Linked DNA regions of Homo sapiens: region 2 is linked to region 1. Evidence: chromatin contacts called from ENCODE Hi-C data. All regions are on one chromosome and are shown on one strand. The core of a region is the stretch at or near the end of the contact, and the rest is flanking DNA. Distances in the headings are between cores, read along the strand shown.

Region 1 (6,853 bases), core at 2,243-4,742:
GCAAACCTCTAACTCCCGACTGAATGTCTGTCAAGAAGCTTCCTCTTATCACCACTATCAAAACTTACTCTTAGGGCCATACAATTGTTGGCACCCATCAAATTAGTAATTTCATTCCTGGGAGTTTACTGTAAAGAAATATACTCCTTGGGAAGGAGGAAAGAACTACATTTTTAAAAAGTTGCTCATTGTGTAATTCAAAATTTGATGTAAGCTCAATGGCCAACAGTTGGAGAATGGACCAGAACAGTTGATGGGCTGTTTCAGTCATGGGAACTACAAGGAGAAATGTTTCTGATAATACAAGAAAGCAAAAAGCATTTGGTCTGTGGATTGCAAATATGTATGAACAAGATAAATGTAAGAGGAGCAGACATCTTTGGTATACCTTCTATGGGTTGGGCACTGTGGTAGGCATTTGATGACATTAATAATCTCACTTACTTTTCAGAACAGCCATGCAGATAGGCGCTATCATTACCAATTTACAGCTTAGGAACCCATGGCTGAGTTAAAGTCACTTGCCAGATCACTACCACTGTTAATGGGCTAGTGCTCAACATTCACATGCATGTACAGTTGATCTTTGTTGTTCTAGTAGTTCTTTGTTGTTATAGTTGTTATGATCTATAAAGTCTCAGTCTCTTTGAACACTGAATTAGTAAATACTGAACAATTGCCCTTAGGGAAAATACAGGTTTGTGTTCCTGAAAGTCTCTGTTCACAACATTTTCATCAACCAGTCAATATATTAATATAACCTTGTTTTCTGTGTGCTTCTGTTTAAGGACACCGTGTTTTAGTGTATATTGTCGATTCATTAACGTTGAACTCATGGCCAATAGCACTATAAGCTCAAGCCTGAATGAAATTTATCTAACACAAGTATTTTCTCCGTAAGGCACATCACAACCTTCTTGCACTTAGGAACGCTAGATAGCACTTCAGTACTATGCTTGGCGGTCATTTTAAACAGTGACATCACCAACAAAAAATGGGAAAAGCATGGCACCAAACAGACTGTGAAGAGGACACATGTTTACATCATGAAAGCTGAAACCAGAAGACAGTGTCTTATTCAACCTCAGCTGAGAACAGGTGTTTTGGGCAACTCAAATTTTTCACTGCTCTGCACATGTTTATGAATAACTTTGAAATTGCCATATTGATTTTAGGGTTACAAATAAATTTAGCAAGTAAACAAATTCACAGACGCAGAATCCAAGAATAATGAGAACCGACTGTATATTCAATCATTGGGCAAATATTAATTGTGTGCCTACTATGTGCCGGACACTGTTCTAGTCACTGGGGATTCAGCAGTGAACAAAACAAAGCCTCTGTGCTCCTGGACCTAACATTCTGGGGAAAGGGTAAATGCAGGTAGTAAAGTACATCATGGTCAAGATGGTGATAATCTATGGAGACAGATCACACTGGGAGTGGAGTAGGGAGGGATTAGTGGAGTGTTCTGTGAACACTCAAGGAAATCAGTTCATATGGACATGTGTGGAAGGAGCAATTTGGGAAGTAGGGACACGCAGTGTAGATGCTGAGCAAGAAGCCAGGATGGCTGCAGTTGGGGGTGGCAGAGAGGAGATGAGATAAAGACTGGGTTGGCAAATGATGTAGGATTCTCTGACTTCAGAACCTGGGCTCTTGAAAGGAACATGGGATGAAGATGCAGTATGAGCACTGGGGTGCATTCTAAGTTGTCATAAGGTTGGCAAACGAAAAAGACTGTGAGCTTTTGCTCTTGAGAAAGGTTCCAGTAAGATCCAAAGAAAGAATCTTCGCAAAGGGGTGGAGGCTTCGCCAAGGCCCCCAGACCTCTACTTCATCTGAAGCTTCAGGGTGGGTCACCTGAGGATGCCTCTTTTAGGGAAGTGACTTCAAATCAGCTTGGGATTGGAGGAGACTCTCTGGGAGATAATCTGGCCCAGAGCTGCAATACTGAGGACAATTTCATCAGCATTGACAGTGCATCTGAGGAGAGGCTGGTCACAGCAAACAAACCATCACCCAGGACAACAGGAGTGAAGGCAGAGAGCAAGTCTGCACAGTAAGATTAGCTTGTACAAAAACACTGCTCAACCAACTCAGCTCTGCTCACTGCACTCATCAGAATATGAATGCCACAGCCCATGTTGGAGTCAGTTGCAAAACTCATCTGCAGTTAGACATCCTAAGACTCAACCCATACCACTGACTGATATGGAAACTGAGGCCCAGCAAGGGAAACTAATGAACATCCCATCAAACACCAAGGGAGGGGCTGAACCAGGATGGAAACTTAGCTCTGGCCAAACCATCATTCTAGACAGTTATTCCTAGAGTTAAAAAAAAGAAGAAATTTCACAGAATTCCCAGGTTTGCAGAAAAGCCACTGATTGAGCTGCTGTGTTTGTGTCCATGCAAGCAACTGCAGCCACCTCTACAATTCAGTTTAGTGACTTTATTTATTTATTTATTTAGGCAACCTGGCCATTCAACATCTGCCTCTTGGAGGGCCCTGTGGAAAACTGTGTGGCCATAATGTGAGCCACTCCCAAGAGAAAGGTTCTTAGTCAGCAAAGGTGGTCACGCTAGTTGGAAGAGTCAAAAGGAATTAAACTCCTGTCCCATGATCTTTAGATCTAACAGAGGCACTGGTTCCCTCTTTCAAAGCTTTTTGTAGGAAGGCCTGTCATTTGTGAGGCTCTCTGGCTTCAGGCTTCTGCCTATCTTCTGCGAGGCACTGAATCCCAAAAGAAGTGGAAAGTGGTTGGTCGGGGACAGTGGTGTGCTGGTAGACCCGCTCTCTGGGGGATGGTAAAGGAAAGCCTTGGTTTCCTGCATTTGCCCGATATCTGTGGTGCAAATACTTTCCCCATGGTGGCTTTCAAGCTACCAAGGATTCACAACCGGCTCACAGAATTCCTGAAAATTTAACAATCCACTCTCATGCGCCTGCTGCAGCCATTTCCAGCCCACCTCTGTAGCTCTCTAAACAGCAGGGCCTCATGGATGAGACTAGAGAGGGGAGATGTAGCTGGCTCTGTTTAATTCTGTGAGGTCAAACCACACCTGGGAGGGTGTGTCTGGTTTCAAAGCCTACATTGTAAGAGGAACATAGGCACACTGAAAATTGTTTGATTTGGGCAAGAAGCAATTTCGTCTGAAAAGCCCACCGGGAGACCTATTGCTGGAATGAGAATCCAGGGGAAGAAAAACACAGGGTATCCTGGCCATTGTTTCCAAATCTCTGTGGGGCTGTAAGGTACTTTTCCTGAGGCGTGGAATCTGAACAAATGGGTTGGGGAGGCGTCTAGAACCGGGATGCTGATTTCAGCTCAACCTAGGACTTTTCCGATAAAGCCACCCAGAGAAAGGCAGAGCTGCCTGGCACCATGAGGAATGCCATCACTAAAAGAATAGCATAAAGAACATAGGGCACCCACTAGGTGGGGCTGTGACCGTGGGGACTCCAGGGGCCCCTTCTAGTTCCTGGGGTCTGATCCTGCAATGGACTCTTCTTCCTTTTCCTAGGTAGCCAGTTTTATCTTCTCACTTTCCACTCCCCTTTTCTCTTTCTCCTCTTTCCTGGGCTCTTTTTCTTAGCTGCCTTTAGCCTCTTTACTGGGTTGATCTTCCTTCTGGGACATTGACCTCTAGAGCTTCCTGCACAGAGCGGACTCAGCCCCTTCTCTTTCTCAGGACCCACTTACACCCCCGGGGGAGAGAGCAGGGGCCCTCCTTGTCTTATTTTTCCTTGCTTTCTCTTCTCTCTTCCAACATTCTCAGCTCCACATTTGTGATTGAAGAAGGGCAAATAAACAAATTGAAACTGAAACTGAGCATTGGCCATAAAGTGAGGACATCTGGGAGGCTTGTAAGGAAATTTACATGCTTGCCTGGTTTCAGGTTGCATATTTTGTGTTGCCTGGTAACAAGCCCAGCGTTCCCTTTCATGCTTTATTCTCCTCCTATCCCCTGTTTATAGTGTAATTACCACTGTGACATCATAATCCCTCATTGAACAGCTGTCAGGGGGGCCCAACTGCTGAGTAAACAGGGCTTTATAATCTCTCCTCCCATGGGCTGGTTTACTAAATAGATCAATATTTGGTTTGTAGGCACAGAGATTAGGAGGTGGAAATGTCTTTTGAAAAAGCCCAATCTCTTCCCAGGGCCCTGAGTGCACCTGAGAATGCTGAAAAGAAAAGCCAAGTTCACGGACAAAAAAAGAATCACCCAAGCTGCTTTCACCTGCCTGCGATTTCCCAGGAAGCCAGTTTGTCTTTAAGAAGTGAGACCCATTTGAGAATGAGTAATGTCTTAGGCTCTTTAGTCTAATGCTTAGAGAATTCCACTTTCTTCTTTCGCTCGGCCTCCCCCTGAGCTCCCCTTTCTCTGTCCCCAACTCCATTTTATTTAATCTTTCTAAATGGATATTGTAGCCTCAGGGACTAAAAGAATGACACATGGATAAACAGGAACTAAGCTCCTAAGCTTTTCCCCTACCTGCCATCTTCCTCACCACGCATGAGGATTAGAAGCATCACAAAGAAAGCAGTCTCGGAAGTTTGTCAAATAGAGATTTCTGGGTGATGGTTTGGGAAAGGATGATTTAGATCGTGCCTCTCCTGGGTCGGGAAAGTGACTGAAACACATAACAGCAGAGAACTTGAAGTGCTGGTTTGAGCTTCAGGAGATGTGAGTTCTAGCCCCAGTGCTGCCTGTGATTTTCTCTGTGACCTGGGACAAGTCCCTTGTGGATACGACAGGATATGCGGGCTACAGGGATCTCTGAGGCTTCTCCCAGGTAGGCAAAGTGGAGTGTCAGACTAAGCTGGGCTCAAAAGTTTGTCCTGACACTAGTTAACAGCAAAGTCTTCAAATCACAGGCAACTCTTAAGAGTTGCACTTGCTTCGCTGTAAAAAACGGGAGAATTAATGAATCACTGTGAAGACTAAATGAGATAATGGATGGGGCACACCTCACTGGGTGTGTGATACTTGGTAGGTGTCTTTTTAAAGCATAATTCCTATAAAAACCAAAACTATGGTTTAAAAAAAGGCTTGGAGGTAAAAATTAGAAGGAAAGGAAAGTAAAAGAATAATAACAATCAACACCAGTGTAAGCCATTCACAAGACACAAAGTCCCTTTCACGTATATGATCTTAGGTAATCTGGGCAACAACCTTGAAGAAGAGAAAAGCACCACATTTATTGATCTCTTTGAGTGGGCCATTCACTGTCCTAGTTTTTCACAATCATCTTGGTGGGTAATTTTCCTATTTTGAAGGCCAGGGTCCAAGATTACCCAACTGGTGAGTGTTGGAGCCAGCTCGGGTGATTTTGGTTTGAAACCTCTAAATCCCATGACACAGAAGTGGCAGGATCAATGTGGAAAGCAAGGCAGCAAAATGATGAGGTACTAAAAACTAATGACCTAGATGAAGGAAAGAAATATTTACACAACATCATATGCTTCTTTCACAGTTGTCATGCAACATCATAGTACTTTGCTGATTCAGTCATTTCACAGAGTAATTAGCGTCTGTCTCTGAAAAATAAAATACTGCAATTGGCTGCCGTCTCTAGGACTTTGTGACTTCCTTTGGACAGGTGGTTGCAAAAAGCCTACACCTTTAAAAGTGCCCCCTGAAAGTTAATGAATCACTGTGAAGACTAAATGAGATAATGGATGTGACACAACTCTCTGGGTACCCAGAATGGAGGAGATGGTAGGCCATGGCAGATGGTAGGGGAGAAGCTGGCTTCAGACAATCTACAGAAACCCAGTTTCCTGATTTTTCTGTGCAAGGAATAGCACAGGCATCTGATAATTCCACTATTCTCTCTGGCTGGTGGCCTTCTCTTTGAAAGACTGCATGGTTTCAGTTCAGTTTCATATAGATCTGTGTGTAGATCTGTACAGTGATAACATTCCTTTGTGCTAAGTCAGTCCAAGATAACTAACCTGTTTCCAAGATCTAATTTTGTATGTGGGAATCTTGCCTTGCCCTGATTTCCAGACCCATAGGCAGGCTTGCAGGCTGTAGCTGGGGAAGACCCCACGCTTATTCTGGTGCCCTGAGCAAGACCTCCTGCTCCACTATTAGGCAGAAGCACCTGTTCTGCCACAGGAGGTGCTGTCTTTTGCTGGCAGAGCTCAGTTTCCCTTAAGGGGAAGTTCCTTAGGATTTAAGGCCTCATGACTATCTCAAAACCCATGTTTGTTTGCCAATAAAGAAAATAAATAAACTGTACTAAGGGCTCCTTCCTATATCAGCCTCTGAATTATATGCTATTTTTCTTTAAAGCTACAGCCCTCTGGGGACTACCCATAAATTAGTAGTTCTCAAACTGTAGTGTGCATCAGAACCACCTGGAGGGTGGTGTGTTAGAACACAGGTTTCTCTGCATCCTGAGAGTTTCCTAAGTTCCAGAACTTAGTAGTTCTGGAGTGGAGCCTGAGAATGTGCATTTCTGACCAGTTCCCAGGTAATGCTAATGTGGCTGCTCAGGTGACCACACTTAGAGAAACACTTGCCTAAACCATCCACCGCAACTTGAGTTTGCAGAGCTGCTGGTGGCTTTCTTTTGGAACTTTCCACATTTTTTTTGTATGTGGTTGGCCATTAGTTTGTTCCCTTTTTCCACCACAGAGTTTTAGGTTCTTTTTCACCACAGAGTTGCTTCTCTTCACAAGCAAGAATGCAAATGAAGCTGCTTTATCTGGTATTATTTTCCACACCCTCTTGTAGCCTATATAATTTCAGTTTGTAGTTTGGAAAAATCCCTAATGTGTTTTCCCCCTCACACCTCTGTATCTTTGGACTTGCTGTTTGCTCTCTGGGCTGGAAG
Region 2 (6,853 bases), core at 1,881-4,380, 130 kb after region 1:
ATGAGGACCCAGTGTTTAGCTCCCACGTATACAAGAGAACACACGGTATTTGGTTTCTTGTTCCTGTGTTAATTCACTTAGAATAATGGCCTCCAGCTGCACCTATGTTGCTGCTAAGGGCATGATTTCATTCTTTTTTATGGCTGCATAATATTCCATCATGTATATGTACCGCATTTTCTGTGTCCAGTACCCTGTTGATGGGCACCTAAGTTGATTCCACGTCTTTGCTAATGCTTCACCAACATTGATTGGTCTTGTTGTTATTTCTCATTTTTGGGGTTAATTTGATAGTTAAAAATGGTGTCTCTTAATGTTGAATACTGGCAGACTAAACACTAATCAAATGTTTGTTAACCAAATACTTTTCTTCCTCTTTGACATAGGTACTCATCACTTTTGGCCACTTTTATATAGGGTCATGTTTAGAAGTAAGACCTTTATAGACAGATGTATCTGGTTTTGATTTTTTCTTTCTTTTTTGGCCCAGTGGTGTGACCTTCTGCAAATAACCATTGCCTGTCTTAGCATTCTCATTTTGTGTGCATAAATAACCCAATGCCGTCGTGTGAAACTTATATGAAATGATAAATACAGAGCATCCAGGTGAATGTTTCCGCTTGGTGAGAACGGGCTAAGGCATAGCTACTAGTATGATTATGCTAATGGGTATTGGAAATTGTTTAAAAATGATTTCTGAGATGTATTTATATATATGCAGACACACACATACATCTATATATATATAAAAGTATTACACTCTTGTTTTTATTCATTGAAAATGCTTTTCTAATTTCACATTTTTCTTCTTTTGTATTTTTTTTGCAGTGTCTTTTTTTGTGACTTGTGTTATTTCTGATTTTTTGCATTTATTTTATATTTAGAAATTATTTCTGTATACAACAAACCCCTGTGACACAGGTTTACCTGTGTAACAAACCTGCACATACACCCCTGAACCTAAAATAAAAGTTTGAAGAAGTTATTTCCTGCTTTCAAGATAATTTAAATATTTACTGTAATTTTCATATTTTAATAATTGTTTTCTTTGTTTTCACATAAATCTGTAAGGCATATGGAATTTGAATTGGTAGATATGTGATATTAGGATTAAGTAAATGTTTATTTCTTTCCATATTTTTAGCCACTTTTGCTAGTATTATATGGTGAATATTATACCTTTGAATTTTGCATTGAATATTGCTACTTCCATTATTATCATATATTAAGTTCCAGATCATTGTATGATCATTCTAGAACTTTCTGTCTTGTTCCACTGGTAGATCTATCCAGTCTTGTGATAGTATAATCCTGTTTTAATGATTGCAATATTATATATCTTTCGATGGACAAACTCTCTCGTTTCTTTCTCTTGTTTTATATGTGTTCTTAGCTATTTTACTCATCTGTTCAGTCTTTTCTGAATAACTCTACAACGATGTTTTTAATGTAAAAACCTTATTACTATCATGATAAATTTATGTATTAATTTGGGAAGATCTGGCATCCTTGTTCATGCATCTCATCTGGAAACTTAAAACCTTTCTTGATTTTGTAAAATTTTCTTTTGAGTCTCTGTAAAACTCTGTGGTTTCATTTAAATAGATCACACAATTTTGTTAAAGTACTTAGGTGTATATATTAATACAAGTATAATCGATCTTTTTCCATTGTGTCTTTTAAATGGAGATTGCTGTTATGTAGAAAAGTCATCGATTTGATTTTAAATTTTATTTGGCTAATTTACTGAGCTCTCTTAGTAGTTCTATGAGTTTTTACAGCTATTTTTTCTTAGTTTTACACTATACAATCAATTATCAAATAAAGCAGGATTCTTGCTTTAGTTTTCTAAGTTTTGCTCTATTTTATTGGCTGAAGTGTAAAAAAAAAAAATGTTAATGCCACTGGTGGGCATTCTTGTCCTTTTTCCTACGGTGCTTCTGGTATTTCAACATGAGGTAGGACAAAATAGGTTTTATCCTGATGGAAGTACTCAAAGATCATTCTGATTACCTCCATTGAATATCTTTATTAGAGTTATTAGAGAAAAAATGGATATCAGTAGCCCAGAGATATGAGACACTTATGTGTAAGTGACACTTATGTGTCTCTTAAATGACACTTGAGTGGCATTTTAGCACAATGAAAAGAACAGAGGTTCTGGGGTCAGGGACACTAGGGATCTAATGCTTGTTCCAGTACTTGCCGGTATTGGAACATACACACCTACAATTTTTATTTCTTTCTGTTTAATATATAGGTAATAATATTTCTTTCTAAGGCTGTACTGGAGATTCAATAAGCTATGGGAAAAATACCTAAGACATTACCTGATAGATAATAGGTACCGATTATGAAAGACATCCTACATGCATTAACTTTCTTTTGCAAAATGTGGATTGGAAACAGGCAAAATGAATTTCAGTAAGAAAGGATAGACCTTGATGATGACCTCTATAAGCTTCAATTTCTGTCTCTATTTACATGCAAACTGGAGGATTAAAGTCTCCCCTAATAGGGAAAATTCTGTAAATTCTATGACTCTAATTACAGCCACAAAAGCACCCATTTCTCAGATTCTGTTGCAAAGTGGGTTTCAGAGCAGCCCTGGCCCCAGAGAGAGGAAAAGGAAAAGCCACAGGAAACCTGGGCAACAGTTGCAGTTTCCTCCTTGGCCCCTTCTCTGAGAGCAGTGCTGCGTGTTGTTGCAGTTGTACTGTACTGTTCTACCGCGTGGATTCATAGTTAACATTTTTCTTCCAGGCACATTTAAAACGTTTGGCTCACATCCTCCTTGAGCTGTTTTATAAGGGCAATAACCAAGGCCAGGGTGTGCTCTTGTCAGCAGGCAAAGCACGCAGTGGAGGCTGCCAAAGAGTTTCCTGCTCGGGGGCCACCCATCCTTGGCCACAGGATGCATGGCTGGAGTTCATGGCAACTTGCACAGAGCGAGTGCTGGGACTTTCTGTTCTCAGGGTTCATGCTTTGGATTCCATCCTTCAGCCCTGCTGCATTGATCAGTGGAGGCTATTGTGTTTGTGCTTGTTTGGGACTAGCTCAGAACACATGTCACAGCAGCAGTCCAAGGCCTAGCTCTAAGGCTTGGGGCTGGGAAAATGCTCTTGAAAGACTAGCAAGCTGCCCTTCCCTCCTGTTAATGCAGGCTCGGAGTTCCCATGAATCAGCTGCAGGGAGGCAGGCATTCCCTCATGCTATTCTCTGTGAATTAACTTCTGGAATGAGCAGACAGCACAGACGCCAAGTGGTGGGTTTGAGCACTGTTACCCCACCCGCTTTGAAGTCCACCTTCGCATGAGCGGATCTCTTTTCATGTATTATTTATTGCCAGGGACTTTGATAGGAAGAATCCCCAGAAGATTGCTGAAGGTTTTTTTTTTTCTTCAGAATTCCCTTTGATTAGAAGCTGTTGGCTGTGCCTTGGGCAGCTGGCTCTGTCACAAAGCAGGGGCTCAGTGCATCCTCCCAGTGATAGCTGCCATGCCAGCACCAGTGAGGTTCTGGCTGTGACATGCCTGGGACACCCTAAAGAACTACACAAGTAGAAAGGGTATCATACTCCTTCACTCACCAGAAGGGAGGCAATGAGGTCTCATGAGAGGAAAGAACAGGGGCTCAAGCCAGAGAGATGCAAGTTGAAATGTCATCTCTTCTACTGACCCACAGTATGATGTTGACCTCAGTGTTCTTATCCACTAAATGGCAATAAAAATCTTGGATTCACCACCAAACTGTTGCAGAGAATCAATAAGCCATCCAGAGGTTTTCATTTCTTTCCTCTAAATTCCAAAGCTAGTCTGGAAACTTTAAAGCAGGCTGAATGACAACTCTACACTCTCTTAATCTTCTTTATTTATTTTCTAAATTTTTATTTGTTTATCTTTTTAGAGACAGGGCCTTGCTATGTTACCCAAGCTGGAGTGCAGTGGCTATTAATAGGCTCCATCGGAGCTCATTGTAGCCTCCTGCTCCTGACTACAAGCTATCCTCTTGTCTCAGCCTTCTGAGTAGCTGGAAGTATAGATGAGTGCCACCATACCTGGCTTTTCTTCATTTTTCAATCATTCATTCAGTCAGTCAGCATTCAAGAAATAATACTAAATTAAGTAAATAAACGATTAATTAAATAAAAACATTTCAGTGGCTTTAACATTTTATGTAATGTATTAGATGCTAAGAATAAAGAAATATGTGCTCAAGACACGGTCCCTTCCCTTGTCTATCTCAAAGATCAAAAGGTTAAATGACAATAAAATGTAAAGGATGTTACGGTGCGGAAGGTTCAAGAAGAAAGAAATGCACCCAGACAAGATATTTGTACCAGTTTATGGAATGACAGAAGGCCTTCCAGAAAAAAGGAACATGTAAGCAAGTAGATTATGTCAGTCTATAGAGGATAGCATAAAATATTACAAGAATTTAGAAATAGAGACCCTTTGAGAGTGACTGGAAGTGGCCTGCCCTTACAGGTGGATAGTCCATGCTCTGCCATATAAATGAATGGAAATGTCACGTCTTGCCAAAGTATTCAGGTTCAGGTTGTGATAGTCTGTCATTAAATTCAGCCAGGTCCCACTCAACAGGACTGCCTTTATCACTTTGAAGCAAAGATAGGCTCAACCAATCATGGGCTGCCTGAAAGCCAGGAAAAGAGATAGTTGATGTAAACCCAACCAGGAAAGAGATCGGACGGACTGTGAGGCAGAATGTAGCTCATCAACCTCATTTCTTGTTCTTGGACACATAAAGGCAGCTCATTTAATAGCCTCTTCAGAGCCATGCGCCTGGGTGCTGGCCAATTGAATGTCGACAGAGTGTTGTATGACATTTCTAGCCTTGACCATGAAAGGTTTAATATAATCTTCCATGCACCGTGTCCCCCACCTGCATGGCAGATTCACACACCTGGATACCTGACTTATTGCCTGGAGGAGAGCTACCCAGTTGCATCGCCCAGCCTACACTGAACCATTATGTGAGCAAGAAATATTGACCATTATGTGAGCAAGACCTGTGAGCAGGTCTATTGTGTTAACCTGCTGAGGTTATAGAGGTGGTTTACATAGCAGCTAGCGTTACTTAACTTGGCTAATGTGTGTATCTAAACCATCTAGAACCATGACCGACTCATAGTTGACATCTAAGGTCATTAAATTGAATACATGGTAAGAGGTCATCAGTATTTGTTGTACTCTACCAAAGGCCTTGTTTGGGTGAGTGAAGGGCACAGTACCTGGTGAGCTTGAGGATTCTGGTAATCAGTTCACCGGGTCTAACTCTGGGTCAGGAAGGGTCCATATAGCTGAGAGCTACTGGAGCTATTCTGCATGCTGACCAGGTTTCTGGAAGCACATCCAACTCTCCTAACTGGAAAGAGGTATCTGGAATAGCAAAACCAATTATTTTTGCTCTTAGAAGGGTCTCTATCCCATTATAAATTTTATATTGGTAACCAATCTGCATATTCTTGTTTTATGAGTTTGGCTATTGCAGTTGATCCATCAAAGTTTGGTCACTTCGAGGTATGCTGGTGAGATTGACTTCCTGGAATTTTAAAGTTGAGGAACTGATCCTGTTAACTTCATCAAAAGAATATGCAACTGGCTAGCCGGGATTGAGTGATAAGCTGGTCTCACTTTTAGAAAATCCTTTGCTAATTACATATGAAATGATGATGATGATGATGATGATGATGATGATGATGATTGCTATCATTCATTCAGTGCTTATCAATTTCAGCTACTCTCTGTTAATCATTTTACATCATCTCATTTGATTTTTCACAATAACTCTTAGAAGTACAGTCATGTGTCCCATTATGACATTTCAGTCAATGATGGTTTGCATATGTAATGGTGGTCTTATTAACTTATAATATTGCATTTTACTGTATCTTTTCTATGCTTACATACACAAATACTTCCCATTGTGTTACAATTGCCTACTGAATTCAGTATAGTAACATGCAGTACAGGTTTGAAGCCTAGGAGCAATAGGCTATGCCATATAGCCTAGGGGTGTAGTAGGCTATACCATCTAGGTTTGTGTAAGCACACTCTATGATGTTTTCCCAATGACAAAATCACTTAAAAACATTTCTCAGGACATATCCCTGTCATTGAGTGATACATGACTGTAGTTGTCATTGCCCCTATTTTCAGATGAGGGAACTGAGGATCAGAAAAATGTGGTGACTTGCTTTAGAATACATTTCCTATAAATGTCAGAGCTAAAATTAAAACTCAACTCTCCTGGACTGCAAAGTCCAAGTTCCCTTAATCCGATCAATCATTTTCAAACTGCTCTCTGCTGAGCTGTAAGTGGCCTAAGAAGCCAATCCAGGATTGGGAGTGGAGCATGAAAGAATAGATTTCTGCCTCCTTACCCTACTTTTTACCAGAACAGAGCCTCTTCTCCTTGACTTTTTTGTTACTGATTCCACCTAACTTTTGTTTGAGCAAGGGGTTCTAGGCTAAATAAAGACTTTGAAAATCACTGCAGCATACCATAATACGTAGGAGGAAATTTTGTAGAAAATGAGTTTTATTTCTGAACACAAGGAGTGCGTTGTGATTTATGGATTCTCCTCTTCTTTTGTATCTTCTTCCACATTATCTGAAGATACTTATTCTCCCAGGAGTCTAAGCTTCTTGAGAGCAGGGACTCTGGCTAGTCATAATTTCCCCCCGCTCACCGCCAATACTAAGTAGAATACTAGGCAGACAATTGCTACCCTAGTTCACTCTCAACACTGCCTCCTAAACGATTATTTTAAAGCACGACTCTGATTATGCTACTTACCCAATGTTACTTAATATTTTTCAGGGACCATTGT

What was found. Hi-C counts contacts between places; a loop is a spot of excess contacts on that map. Pooled maps may share reads with other maps.
Region 2: a map of heart right ventricle shows a loop between it and region 1 (4-fold over the local background). The contact joins two enhancer-like sites. A Hi-C loop is called at or near these places in 11 of 168 maps with a recorded cell type or tissue (Caco-2, PC-3, Right ventricle myocardium inferior and 3 more) and 9 of 50 pooled maps.

The regions. Positions count from the first base shown.
Region 1 is chr9:108,269,315-108,276,167 of GRCh38, reverse strand. The region is part of intron 4 of LOC105376214 (a long non-coding RNA gene); the gene reads left to right. It overlaps LOC105376212 (a long non-coding RNA gene), which reads left to right. Exons shown (of 3, transcript XR_930235.3): 1 at 1-4,804. Among named protein-coding and RNA genes, the nearest start is that of ACTL7B, 580 kb to the left of the region's middle. Within about 2 kb of position 3,492, at least 17 of the 41 ENCODE cell types and tissues checked have a DNase peak (open chromatin) inside an H3K27ac peak, as active enhancers do; they include heart right ventricle and psoas muscle, where a contact is called at or near this core.
Region 2 is chr9:108,138,953-108,145,805 of GRCh38, reverse strand. All of the region lies in intron 4 of LOC105376214 (a long non-coding RNA gene), which reads left to right. Among named protein-coding and RNA genes, the nearest start is that of KLF4, 650 kb to the right of the region's middle. Within about 2 kb of position 3,130, at least 20 of the 41 ENCODE cell types and tissues checked have a DNase peak (open chromatin) inside an H3K27ac peak, as active enhancers do; they include heart right ventricle and psoas muscle, where a contact is called at or near this core.